Regions from separate parts of the Homo sapiens genome. Here region 2 is linked to region 1. The links are chromatin contacts, found by Hi-C or POLR2A ChIA-PET in ENCODE. All regions are on one chromosome and are shown on one strand. The core of a region is the stretch at or near the end of the contact, and the rest is flanking DNA. Distances in the headings are between cores, read along the strand shown. Region 1 overlaps NAA40 (N-alpha-acetyltransferase 40, NatD catalytic subunit). Region 2 overlaps MACROD1 (mono-ADP ribosylhydrolase 1).

Region 1 (5,773 bases), core at 2,794-5,293:
CACAGGCTCCTGCACAAGCAGGAATCCAGGTGAGAAGCAAGGACCACTCTGGGGAGATCTGCCAGGAGAGACTGCCAGAGTTGGGCAGAGGGTGGGATGTGAGCAGATGCTGAGGTCAGAGGGACCAACAGACCTCCACGAGAACAACTTCACGAAGGCTAGAACCTTTATGATACTCCCCACAGCAGAGCTCAGGGATATCCAAAGGGAGCTGTTAGGTGCTTTTTCCTTGATAAGGATTTGGCTTTTCTTCCCTGGAAGAGGAACAAGGCCTAGAGATCAGGATGAGCATTAGTTCTGAGCCTGCCTTTCTATCCTATGAGAGAAGAGGAAGGCTTTCTCCTTCCCCTGCTCCAGCCTGTTGCCACAGGGTGACACCAGAGAGAAAAGCAACTGTTGGCCACTGAGAGGCATTTCTGCTGCAGCCTGAGCTATGGCCCGGCTGGGCCACGGCAGTGGCACTAGTGCCTCACTGAGGCAGCGAGGGGCAAGCCTGAGGAGTGCAGGCAGAGGGGCCTGCTGCTGGCTGGGGGCTCTCTGAAGAGGGAGGGTGGCTGTGGGGAGGTGTGCCCTACCCTTAGAGAGCTATCAGCACCAAGATAGGAAAATCAATGGAGTTAACTACATGAGGAACGAGAAGTCCTTCTGGGGAAGATGAGGGGCTCCCTGATGTTATTCTCCCCTTGAGACTAAGAACAGAGGTATTTGGGGTAGAGGTGAGAGGCAGAGGAGAAAGAACGACGAGGGCTGGCAGACAAGAACAAGCAGAACCTCTGGCTTTCTTCTATGAATCAAAAGCTCAAGTCACTGCCATGAGACCAGGAGGTTAAGCTTAGAATGCAGCAACATCCAGGAGCCTAGAGAAGCAATCATCCCCATGGCGGGTCCCAAGAACACCTCATTGTTGGTCCTTTCAGGCTCTCTGACAGCGATGGAGAGGCAGTCTTCCTCCCAGAGTCAGCTGGTCCCAACATGAGCCCACTCCATGAATCCATAAAAACAGCTGGAAAGAGCTTTCTTCATTTCCCTGCATCTTGGCACAAAAGATCTTCCCAGTCTCCGTTAACAGCAATTCCAACTGCGCAAGCGTGAGTCTCTCTGAAGCCGCCCTCTACACCCAGATCTTACACCCAGTGTGTTCCTCTTTGGGGACCAGCAAACCCCAGACCCAGGACTCCAGAACTTTCATAAAGGTGGACATAAACATTCCATTTGTCCAAGTGTGTATGTGTCAGGGGAGGGGAGGTTGCCAGGAATCTAGGGGCTGCAGAGGTGCGAGAACCTCCACTGCAGGCCCCAGGAGCCAAATGAGGAGGCAGCCACTGTGGAGGATGAGCTTCACTGCCCGGCCCCACCTACTCTTCCCTCTCCCTTTCATTCCCTTCTAGCACTCTGGTCTCCTAGGAGAGGAGGAGCAGCTGATACCACTTCTCCCCAGGGTTCTGTGCTCTCAGGGCGCAGCCTGGCACGTGCAGGGCTGGGGAGGCCACAGCTCTGAGGACACCCGGTGAACAGTGAGACCAGGAAAGAGGAAAGGCCTTAGGAGAGAGCATTGTGACTTGAAAGTGGCTCTGAGAGTTCAGTGGCAGCAGCCACCACAGTGCCCACCCGCGTGGGAGTGATGGCTGTCCCCAAACTTGGTCCTCCGGCTCAGGATCTCATAGGAGCAATCCTCCCCACAGCAACCGGACATGCTGGGGGAAGAGTCATCAATTTCAAATCTGCAAGGCAGGCAGGAGAAAAGGGTTGGTGGCAGGCAGCTGAGTGCCTTCCTCCCTGGCCCGAGAACTCTTCTACCAGCCACACTGATGAGACCCTTAGGATGAGGGTGCAGGAGGTGGACAGTGGACCAAATCAGAGAGCACTGCCATACCATCTCCCTGAACCTGAACCCCCATGGACCACTGGACCATGAGCTCAGGCATCAGAATGAGTGAGGGCCAGGACCAGAAAAATGGCCCTGGGCAGGCCCACCTACCACCCAGAAGGGCCCACACCCAGCTCCTTACTGCAACGCTTCTCTGAAGAACTGGTAGGCACCATGATTGTGTTTAAATACTGTTAACATAACCTTCTTCATCTGTGTGCTGGAAGAAAGCAGAGCAAACGCCTTTTAGAAAGAGAAACATGGCCAGGCATGGTGGCATGCACCTGTAATCCCAGCACTTTGAGGGGCAAAGGTGGGAGGATCATTTGAGCCCAGGAGTTAGAGACCAGCCTGGAAAACATAGTGGGACCCCATTTCTACAAAACATTTAAAAATTTAAAAAAATCAGCCCAGTATAGTGGCATGTGCCTTTAGTCCCAGCTACTCCAGAGGCTGAGGCTAGAGGATCACTTGAGCCTGGGAGGTAGAGGCTGCAGTGAGATACGATCACACCACTGCACTCCAGCCTGGGTGACAGGGTGAGACCCTGTCTCAAAAAAGAAAAGACACAGAGACTAAGGTCATGCTTCCTTTCCTTTCTGCCTTTGTCTGTTACCTCCCTTTCACCCACACGAGTGTTCCTGAATTTGGCCTCTAGCCTCTGGAGGTCTTGGACCCCCACACAGCACTCACTGCTTCCCCCATCACAGGCTGATCAGACTGCACAGGCATCGGCCCTGACCAGACTGGCTTCTTCCAGAGCAAGGATGTTTCCCACTTCCTCTCTGTAGCACCATTACTTCGGTACAGAAGGTGGCAGAGATTAGAAACTCAAAAGATGCTCACTGGCCAGGTGTGGTGGCTCATGCCTGTAATCCCAGCACTTTGGGAGGCTGAGGTAGGTAGATCACCTGAGGTCAGGAGTTCGAGACCAGCCTTAACATGGAGAAACCCCGTCTCTACTAAAAATACAAAAATTAGCCAGGCATGGCAGTGCGCGCCTGTAATCCCAGCCACTTGGGAGGCTGAGCAGAAGAATTGCTTAAACCCGGTACGTGGAGGCTGCAGTGAGCCAAGATGGCACCATTGCACTCCAGCCCGGGCAACAAGAGTGAAACTCTGTCTCAAAAAAAAAAAAAAAAAAAAGATGTTCACTGCACTGAGCTAAACAAACAAAATCTGGAGTCATAATAAGGCAGGGAGCATCTTACTGAGAGGGTTCTAAGACACCTTTCTCCCAAAACATGCCTATGAGCCTCCTCCTCCAACAAGGCTCAAAGAATGGCAAGTGCCTCAGTGACAGCTCCTTCCAACTGAGTGCTATATGGGCCTCCTAAGAAGGGAGGCCTTACCTGTTGGCCATGAGCTGCAGGATCTGTATGAGGAACTTCCCCAGGCCTTTCCGCCGCACCTTGCTTTCCAACTGCACTTCATAGCTAGGTGAAGAAAGCAGAGAGGTGAGCGTGCAGGATGGGACATGAAGAGGCTGTAAGGTCTGGCAGAGGAGCTTGCAGTCCTTGGCAGCTCATAGACCTAGGTAGGTCCAGGGGCTTTGTCACCTGGCTGGAGTGCCTGGAACATCGCCAGGGTCTCTCTCCCCTACCTCCCCCAAGCCATGGCTCCTACCAGTACAGGACTTCATCCCCACACTCCACGTCAAACCGGAAGTGAGAAAAGGCAACAGGGACGGAGCTGTTTTCCCACGCGATGAGGTACCAGGCTCGGTCATCTGTCATTTCCTCCCGTTTCTCTCGGTCCTTCCAGCCCCACTCGCTCTGCTCATACCTGGGGAATTTGGGAGCAGTCAGACGGGAAAGCTGCGAGAGGAACTAGGCTCCCCTGGTTGGGACAAGCTTACATGGTTTGCATATTCGTTTTGGTCAGGTCGAAGGCCCAATCCACGGTGGCTGGCTCCAGTCCAGACACTCGCTTACATTCAATGGAGACATTCAACCTGAGAAGAGGACAGGACGTGTACGGAATTGGTTACAGCACTCCTGCCAGGGCACTGCTGTTCCTCCCTCAGAATCACAGGGAGGAAGGCCCAGTCTCAGTTACTGCACAGAGAAAAGCCAACCCTGTATCTGCCCCAGCATGACTAGAGAAGGTGCAGGAACAAAGTCTTTCAGGCTGAGATTAACAACTGTGGCCACACGGCCCACCCCCCAACCACAAGGCCCGTTTCCTGCCTCCCCAAGCTGTCCTAATCCGCCTCGGCACTTTGTAAACTTCTTGTCCCTCTCTGCTCTCTCTTTATTCTTTTTCTACCTTTTCTGTCTCTTCTGTACTTTGTTATAAACACTCATGTCTTCTGTTATTTAGTTCCTGCCCTTAGGCATTTTTCCTGTTGCTGTAATTTCTGAGCTGACTCCTCACTAGGCTCCCATGGGACCCCATTCCTCTTATCTACCAATTGCGCCTTCAAAACCACTGGGTGACCCTAGGTCCTTCGAGAAGACTACGGCTCAACACGCCCCACCCCGCCCCAGGAGTCCTGCCTGCCTCATCTGAGCAGGGGGGATACTCTCAGCTGATCAAACAGATTGAGGCAGGAATGGTGGCTCACACCTGTAATCCCAGCACTTTGGGATGCCAAGGCATATGGATCACCTGAGGTCAGGAGTTCGAGACTAGCCTGACCAACATGGTGAAATCCCGTCTGTACTAAAACTACAAAAAAATTAGCTGGGCATGGTGGTGGGTGCCTGTAATCCCAGCTACTCGGGAGGCTGAGGCAGGAGAATCGCTTGAACCTGGGAGGCGGAGGTTGCAGTGAGCCAAGATCGTGCCATTGCACTACAGCCTGGGCAGTGAGAGCGAAACTCTGTCTCCAAACAAACAAAAAAAAACCGGGTGAAGCAGGCTTCAGCCCAACACTGTTTTTCTAAACCCACAAATGCCTAAGTGTTAAGGTATCTGTTTCTAAATGAAATTTAAGTAAAAAACAGTTAAACTCCTTGACTGATCTGTGAAATCACATTCCCTAGAGAGCACTACATTCTGAAAGGACTAGAGTCAGCAAACTCTAAGCCTTTAAAGAGCTCCCGTATCAATACCTTTCAGTGACCTTTGACACAACCCCCAGAGGATGTACGCACTGGAATCCCATCACCTCTACTGACTGGCACACCACACTCAGCCTTATGAATTCAGAACTCCCTGCCCCTGAAGCATCTTCCTTTCTTTATCACCCACTTAGCCATCACAGCTGCCCAAACACAGCACTGCACCTATCTTAACTATAAAATGTCCAAAGCCCACCTGCAGGTACGAATTCTCCATTAAAGTACATGAAAGTAAGATCACAACCACAGGAACCACACAAAATTCAAGGCACCAGAGGAGCCCAGACTTGGCTGGCAATGCCTGTTTTGGAGCTATTCCACATTTCTGGAAGTCAATGGGAATACGGAATATGAAAACACTATGAGGCCGGGCACAGTGGCTCACGCCTGTAATCCCAGCACTTTGGGAGGCCGAGGCGGGCGGATCATGAGGTCAGGAGTTCGAGACTAGCCTGGCCAACATAGTGAAACCCCATCTTTAATAAAAATACAAAAAATTAGCCGGGCGTGGTGGGGGGTGCCTGTAATCCCAGCTACTCCGGCGGCTGAGGCAGGAGAATTGCTTGTACCAGGGAGGCAGAGGTTGCAGTGAGCCAAGATCATGCCATTGTACTCCAGCCTGGGCGAGACTCTGTCTCAAAAACAAAAACGAAAACACTATGAGATATCACAATATGGGATATCTAAAGTATGTCAAAAGACTTTCCAGGCCGGGCGCAGTGGCTCACGCCTACAATCTCAGCACTTCGGGAGGTTGAGGCAGGTGGATCACCTGAGGTCAGGAGTTCGGGACCAGCCTGGCCAACATGGCGAAACTCCGTCTTTACTAAAAATACAAAAA
Region 2 (6,544 bases), core at 779-3,278, 56 kb before region 1:
AGATGGTGCTGGCAATGCAGTGAGTCCTGGGGAAGTCCCCCTACTCCCTTACTACCCATTCTTCCCTGGAGCTCTCTCTGAGTTGAGGGAGCTATGCCAAATGCTGGGACTCAGGGCTTGGCTCTGCCTTCAGGGAGACCCAGTTTGGTAGGAGGCTTCCCAGCAGAGGGAGCATTTGACTTGGGTCCCGAAGGCTAAATAGGAGTTCTGCAGGTAGAGCAGGATGGACGGGCCCCCCAGGGGGAAGGCCTGTGTCTGCTTCAGGAAGGCTTGATGGGCTTGGGGCAGCTGCCAGCCTTCCCGACAGACCCTTTGGCCTGGTGTCTGCCAGGCCCCCTCCTCTCTCCCACCTCCCTCCTGGAAAGCTTTTACTGGCTCAATAAAAACATTTTTTAAAACACTCTCCTATTGTATGGTAAGAAGGGAGGCAGGTCCTAAATCAGGATGGGAATCGACAGAGCCCTGACGCCCGTGTCTCTCCTGTTTATTAGGACTGAAATGTTTACTCGGAGATAAGGAGCCGGCTTTCTCGGGGAGATTTGTGCGCTCTTTTTCAATTACCCCTCGTCTTTCTCTGCCACTTTTGCACTAAAGGGATAATAAATGTATCCGAGCGTTTCAATTATTCATCTAAATCATGACTGCGCCTGCCACGGCCAAGCTTTAGTGACAGATTAATTCAGGGCCGCCTTCCTCTGGCTGCGTGGCCGCCATCTCTACTCCGGCCTGGCCAGCGCCCCAAAGGGTCAGCTCCTGGCATGGGTGGGAGGGAGTCAGGCAGGTCCCTGGCAGGCGGGCAGGAGAGGATGGAACCCCATCCCCAACCTCCCCACATTCTGTCTGGGGCCTTCCTGAGGTTAGCGACCCCGCTCAAACTGCAGGAGCCGAGCCTGCCTGTGTGGGTGCAGCTGCCCCTGCCCCCATGCCGTCGGCCCTGAGCACCTCTGCACCCTGTGCTGGCAGGGCAAGCCCGTGTGTGTGTCTCCTACACCGCCCAAGAGAAGCTAGGGTGGCTGGGCTTCCCTCACTGTCTTCCCCTAGCACCGGGCCTTTGCACATGCTGCTCCCGGGCCCGAGCGCTCCTCTGCCCTCCTGTCGCAACCCTCCCGCCTAGTTTCACCTTCCCATGTCAGGGCAGCCCCTCCGACACCCCCTCCACTGCTGCATTTAGTGAAGGTCTGCCAGGTGGACAACACTCCCTGTCCCGCGCCCGCACCCTAACCCTGGGCGCCTCTCCCCAGGCCCCACCGCAGACTCCCTCACCTGCTCAGAAGCCGCCACCCAGGGCCGGTCCCTCCTCACACACATGCTGGGACCCTGGGGGCCAGCCGAGCGCTCTCCCCCACAACCCTGCCTCTCTCCCTCACCTCTTTCTCTTGCCACCTCCCTCTCTCCCTCGTTTTCTCCATTTCTCCCTCCACGCTTTGCCTCTCCCTGGCTCCCTCTCCCTTCTCCTGTCGTTCTTTCTCTCTGGCTCTGGCTGGTTCTCTGTTCGTAGACCCGCAGGCCCGGGAGGATTCGCCCAGGCCTCTAAGTATTCAGCGCTCGACTCCTGCCCGGCTCACAAGCGCTCCGCGCCCTGCTCTGGCGCTATCTCCCATCGCCCGGCCGCTGCTAATCCGTGATTGCTTCCCGCGGCCGCTAGGAAAAGGCTCAGCTCCGGCCGCTCCGATTAGCCGTGGCCTTGCTCTGCGAGCAGATAAACGTGACCTCCGTGGCCTGTGGCCAGCCTCGGCCCTCTGGAGGCGGGGCTGTGTGCGGCCCTCCCCTCCCCAGCAGGGCTGAGCTCAGAAGCAGCAGGCAGCCGGAAGGGCTGGGCAGTCCCCGCACCTGTCCCTGTGCCAGTCTGGTGGGTGTTGTGTGTGCAGGGTGGGCGTGCCGGGACCCTCTGGCGTGGGGCTGTCTGGCAAAGGGCGAGGGGGGAGGGGGCTGTGCTTCAGCATAGAAGGGAAGGGCGTGTCCAGAAGAGGGAACAGAAGAGGGTCCAGAGGCCGAACCAGAACACGTCCCTTCACTGATGGAAACTTCCCACCGCGCTCGAATCAATTCCCAATTGCTCGACTCCTCGCACCTCCCGGGAGGTCCTGTAGAGGCAGCGCTCCCTCCCAGCCTCACCCGCCGGCCTGTTCCTGCCACAGGGCTCTGCCCTTCCTGAGCTCTCCGCCCGGACTCTCATCCCGGACTCTCCTCCCCATCTCCTTCCAAAGCCAGTTCTTTCTCATTACTCAGGGCTCTGCTCCAATGCCACCTCCTCGGAGGGGCCACCTCATCCTCTGAACGGCGCCCATCCCTCCCTCCTTCCTCGGGGCCAGCTCCATTTTCCCCTTCTCCTTTTTCACCACGCCCACAACTTAGAGCCGCGTGTCCCGTCCCTAGAACTGCTGCGGCCACAGGACTCCTGGCCCTTGCATAGGGCTGGCACGTGGCACGTCGCCCCCGAGCCCTCGTACGCATTTTTTGAATGGTAGAGTTTGGAACCAGTAGGAGGGGCGCGGGAGGCAGTGAATTCATCTGAGAGGGAGGCTGCAGGGAGCCCCAGAGAGTCCAGGAAAGCTTTGTTGGAGTTGAGGATTTTATTCCATGTACTCTTGGGAGCCATGGGAGGTTTTATGACAGGGGATGCGTGCCCTTCCCCAAGGAAAGGCCCCCAGGCCTTCCTGCCACCCCTGCCTGACCCCAGTTGATGATGGTGCCAACGGCAGCCAGGCATTCTCAGTACTTACGACATGGCCACCAGCACCCTTTGAACCTCTCCCTGAAGAATCTCATACACCCTCACCCCGCCCTATGGGAGGCATCATTAGCGTCTCCATTTTGCAGGTGGAGAAACTGAGGCACTAAGTCCCTGGAGCTGAACCTCACTTCCCGCCCCACCCCGCAGCTGGCCCCTGTGTAAGAGGGAGGCTGGGACTTGGGGCCCCTGTCCCGTGGCCACAACTTTGACCAGGCAGGGCTGTGGAGCTCCTGCTCTGTCCCCAGCAGGCACGATGCCACCAAGCCCCGGCATGCAGCTGCCACAGGGATTTTTAATAACGGGAGTGATTTTTGCATGATGAATGAGGCACTGCCGTTGTGTACATAATGAAGCCCTAATGTTTTCAAATCCCCATTTAAGGAGCTGATCTCACCCCGTAATGAATTTCAGATCTCATCACAGAACTGTCGTCCATCCATCTTCTCCCCCGGGCACCCACCCGCCTTGGCACCGAGAGGGTGGGGCCTGGTGAGGATGGGCTCTGCACCCTGCTGGGCTGAGCTCAAGCCTAGCACAGAGCCGGGGCTGGCTAGAGTTTGTTGATTGAATGGCCGACCAGGAGGGTGTGAGCAGAAGCAAAGATGGTTCCGGCAATGGGATATCGCTCAGGTCTTGGCCTAGTTGAATAGAAGCCAGAGGTGGAGAATGAGGAGTGGGCTGGGAGAGAAGAGAGCGCAAGACCCTTGGGTAGGTCACTTATCCGGTCTTTGTGGCTAAACCTTCCCTCTGCAGGGTTAGAAGCCTGGGGCAGCAAGTCAGATGTCTGCCCTTGACGCAGTTGGTACCCTCTCAGAGACTCAGTTTCCCCCATTTCCCCGGGAGCCTTGTCCCTTTCTGCCTTGGCATCTGGTATTTCTGTAGCCCTCCTCCAGAGAGGGAAACCAGCATGGGCTGCACCGAGGCTTGGCTGCCAATGCCCTCCAGGCTGTGCCCAGCCCGTCCAGGCGGGAGTGGTCCCTGGAGCCCAGACCCCTGGTCCTTCCTGGGCTGGAGGGGAGACACACCCCTCCCTCAAACCCCAGCTCACACCTCTGCCTCCCCAAGGCCCTCTGTCTCCAGCCCTCCTGCCTGCCTTCTCAGGGGCATCTCCACCCTGGCAGTGCAGCCAGTCCCTGGGGTACAAGGCCCCCAAAAGCATGACAGGGCAAAGGAATCCCCTGCCTGTGAAGTCCATGGCTGAGCCTCAGCCTCCCATCTGTAAAAAGGGGATCCTCCCATACAGCCCCCAAAAGCTCATTTCAGAGGCGTGAGGTTGAGCCAGAGAGGTATGAGACTCGGCACCTGAGAGGCAGGGCCAGACGCTGCAGTCACAGGGCAGCAGGCTGGACACCCAGCCAGCCCAGGCCCCACTCACCCCCACAACCTTGCCCAGGCCCCCCTTCCTGTTCACCTCCCTGCTCTTGGGGCCCACAGGAGTCTAGGAAGGTGGGGGCCAGGGGCAAGAGCTGCCCAGGCAAGGCCTTACACTTTGCTGTGTGGCTCTGGGAAAGTGGCTTTGCCTCTCTGAGCCTATCACTACTTCTGTACGATGAGGGTTAATAATGTGGGTCTTGGCCGGGCGCGGTGGCTCACGCCTATAATCCCAGCACTTTGGGAGGCCGAGGCGGGCGGATCACAAGGTCAGGAGTTCAAGACCAGCCTGGCCAACATGGCAAAACCCCACCTCTACTAAAAATACAAAAACTAGCCAGGCATCATGGCACACGCCTGTAATCCCAGCTACTCAGGAGGCTGAGGCAGGAGAATTGCTTGAACCCGGGAGGCGGAGGTTGCAGTGAGCTGAGATCATGCCATTGCACTCCAGCCTGGGCAACGAGCAAAAAACTGTCTCAATAAATAAATAAATAAATAAATAAAGTGGATCTTAGTTTCTGCTCCTCCTCTCACTGTGGGGCCTTGGACAGGTTGCTTAACCCCCCTGGCCCTCAGTCTCCCATCCCCCTTGACACCTTCCAGCATATCTCAGTGCTCCCCACCACTCTTTTTTCTTTTCTTTGAGATGGGGTCTTACTATGTTGTCCAGGCTGGTCTCGAACTCCTGAGCTCAAGTGACCCTCCCACCTCAGCCTCCCAAAGTGCTGAGATTACAGGCATGAGTCACCCCTCCCAGCCCCCACCAGTCTCTGGAGGCCAGAGCTCTGAGACTCAGAGAGGTTAAGTGACTTGCCCCAAACCACCAGCAATCTCGTGGCCAGGAATTCTGGGAAGAGAAATCCCAAAGAGGGCACAGCGTGGGCCAGCCCCACGGGATGGTAGGGGGAATGGGGGAGCAGAGAGAGACCAGGAGCAGGTCCAGGCCTGCGGGTTGGGGTGCCCTGCCCTCGGTAGGGGCACAGCTGCCCTCCTGGTCCTGTGGGCCACAGGCCTCCTTATGTTCCTGTAAATAATTAATTAGCCCCTGCCTGCTTGTTTGTTTAGCATGAGGAATGCTCCCCCACTGAGATGCATTTATTGCTGAATAAATTTAAATATCTAATCTTCCCTTCATGCATATTACAGCACCCTAAATAGCGGCCAACTCATCCTAAGCGCCTTGGCGGATGGCCCCACCGGAGCCTGCCTGCCTTCCGCCTCTGCTGGCTCTGAGGACTGCCCACTCCTGGTGCCCTCCACTGCCCCAGGAATGCCCAGGGCCATGGGCAATCACTCAGCCCAGCCCTCCTTCCTTCCACAACATCCTTCCATGGGAGGCGCACAGATGCTGGGCTGAATGCTGGCCGTGGAGGCTGGAAGGCAGGGCTTTACCACAGCAAAGCAGGGAGATGCCTAAGATGGGGCGGAGGGTCAAGGGCCGCTCAGAGGCCAGGGCTTGGGGCAGAAAGAGGTTCCTCCGGGCTCAGGCGAGGGCAGGCAGAGCCCCAGTGGCATTTGAGGAGCGGCCTGAGGAACGAGAGCCCACGAAGGAGACGGGAAGTCCCGCTGGATGGAGGGAGCCGTCAGCGCTGGGGGCAGCCAAACCGTCCAGAAAGACAGTGGCCTCAGAACACTGTGCAACAAGAGGCCACCAGGGCAGCCCCCCTGCTGGAAGGGGACGTGCTGATGTGGGGAGACACTGCCTCCCCAAGAGCGTGGACAGGGGGCCATTCAAACCAGTCAGCCAGAGTGGTTCAGGGCGAGGCCCTTTAGTGGTCCCAGAGGAAGCAGAGCCACTGAGGTTGGGAGCCCAACCTTCCAGCCGTGTGGGCAAGTTTTGCTCTCTGTGCCTCAGTTTCTTCTTCTATAAACAGGAAAAATAATAAGACAGCGGCTGTAAATCACCACGCAGGTGCTTACCCAACAAGAAGGCTGACAAAGGCCATGGGGGGTGAGTCATACCAGCTACTTAGGAGGCTTAGGCAGGGCAACATAGCAAGACCCTGTCTCAAAAAAACACAGGCTCACATCTGTAATCCCAGCACTTTGGGAGGCTGAGACGGGTGGATCACTTGAGGTCAGGAGTTCAAGACCAGCCTGGGCAACATGGTGAAACCCCATCTCTACTAAAAATACAAAAAATCAGCTGGGCATAGTGGTGCGCCCCTGTAAGCTCAGCTACTCGGGAGGCTGAGGCATAAGAATCACTTGAACCCAGGAGGCAGAGGTTGCAGTGAGCCAAGATTGCACCACTGCACTCCAGCCTGGATGATATAGTGAGACAGAGGGCTGATATGAAGGAGCCATATCAGGGGGAGTTTAACGGTAGAGGAGGGTGGAGGGAAGAAGGGGCTGCAGGGAGGAGGCAGAGGGGCCTTAGGGGCCATCTTCTGGCCACAGGTGGAGGAAGGCTTCATCTTTGACCTGATGGAGAAA

What was found. Hi-C counts contacts between places; a loop is a spot of excess contacts on that map. ChIA-PET counts read pairs that join two places held with the same protein, here RNA polymerase II (POLR2A).
Region 2: a loop to region 1 is called in a map of endothelial cell of hepatic sinusoid, with 13 times the contacts of the local background. The contact joins two enhancer-like sites. A Hi-C loop is called at or near these places in 2 of 168 maps with a recorded cell type or tissue (DLD1 and endothelial cell of hepatic sinusoid). POLR2A ChIA-PET finds 5 or more read pairs at or near these places in 7 of 52 experiments (A673, GM12878, H1 and 4 more).

The regions. Positions count from the first base shown.
Region 1 is chr11:63,950,286-63,956,058 of GRCh38, reverse strand. NAA40 (N-alpha-acetyltransferase 40, NatD catalytic subunit) reads right to left here. Exons shown (of 8, transcript NM_024771.4): 4 at 3,726-3,821; 5 at 3,494-3,652; 6 at 3,220-3,303; 7 at 2,010-2,087; 8 at 1-1,721. The coding sequence ends at 1,580. Among named protein-coding and RNA genes, the nearest start is that of NAA40, 14 kb to the right of the region's middle. Within about 2 kb of position 4,043, at least 7 of the 41 ENCODE cell types and tissues checked have a DNase peak (open chromatin) inside an H3K27ac peak, as active enhancers do.
Region 2 is chr11:64,003,091-64,009,634 of GRCh38, reverse strand. The region is part of intron 4 of MACROD1 (mono-ADP ribosylhydrolase 1); the gene reads left to right. Among named protein-coding and RNA genes, the nearest start is that of OTUB1, 20 kb to the right of the region's middle. RefSeq lists an enhancer at 1,173-1,763. Within about 2 kb of position 2,028, at least 19 of the 41 ENCODE cell types and tissues checked have a DNase peak (open chromatin) inside an H3K27ac peak, as active enhancers do.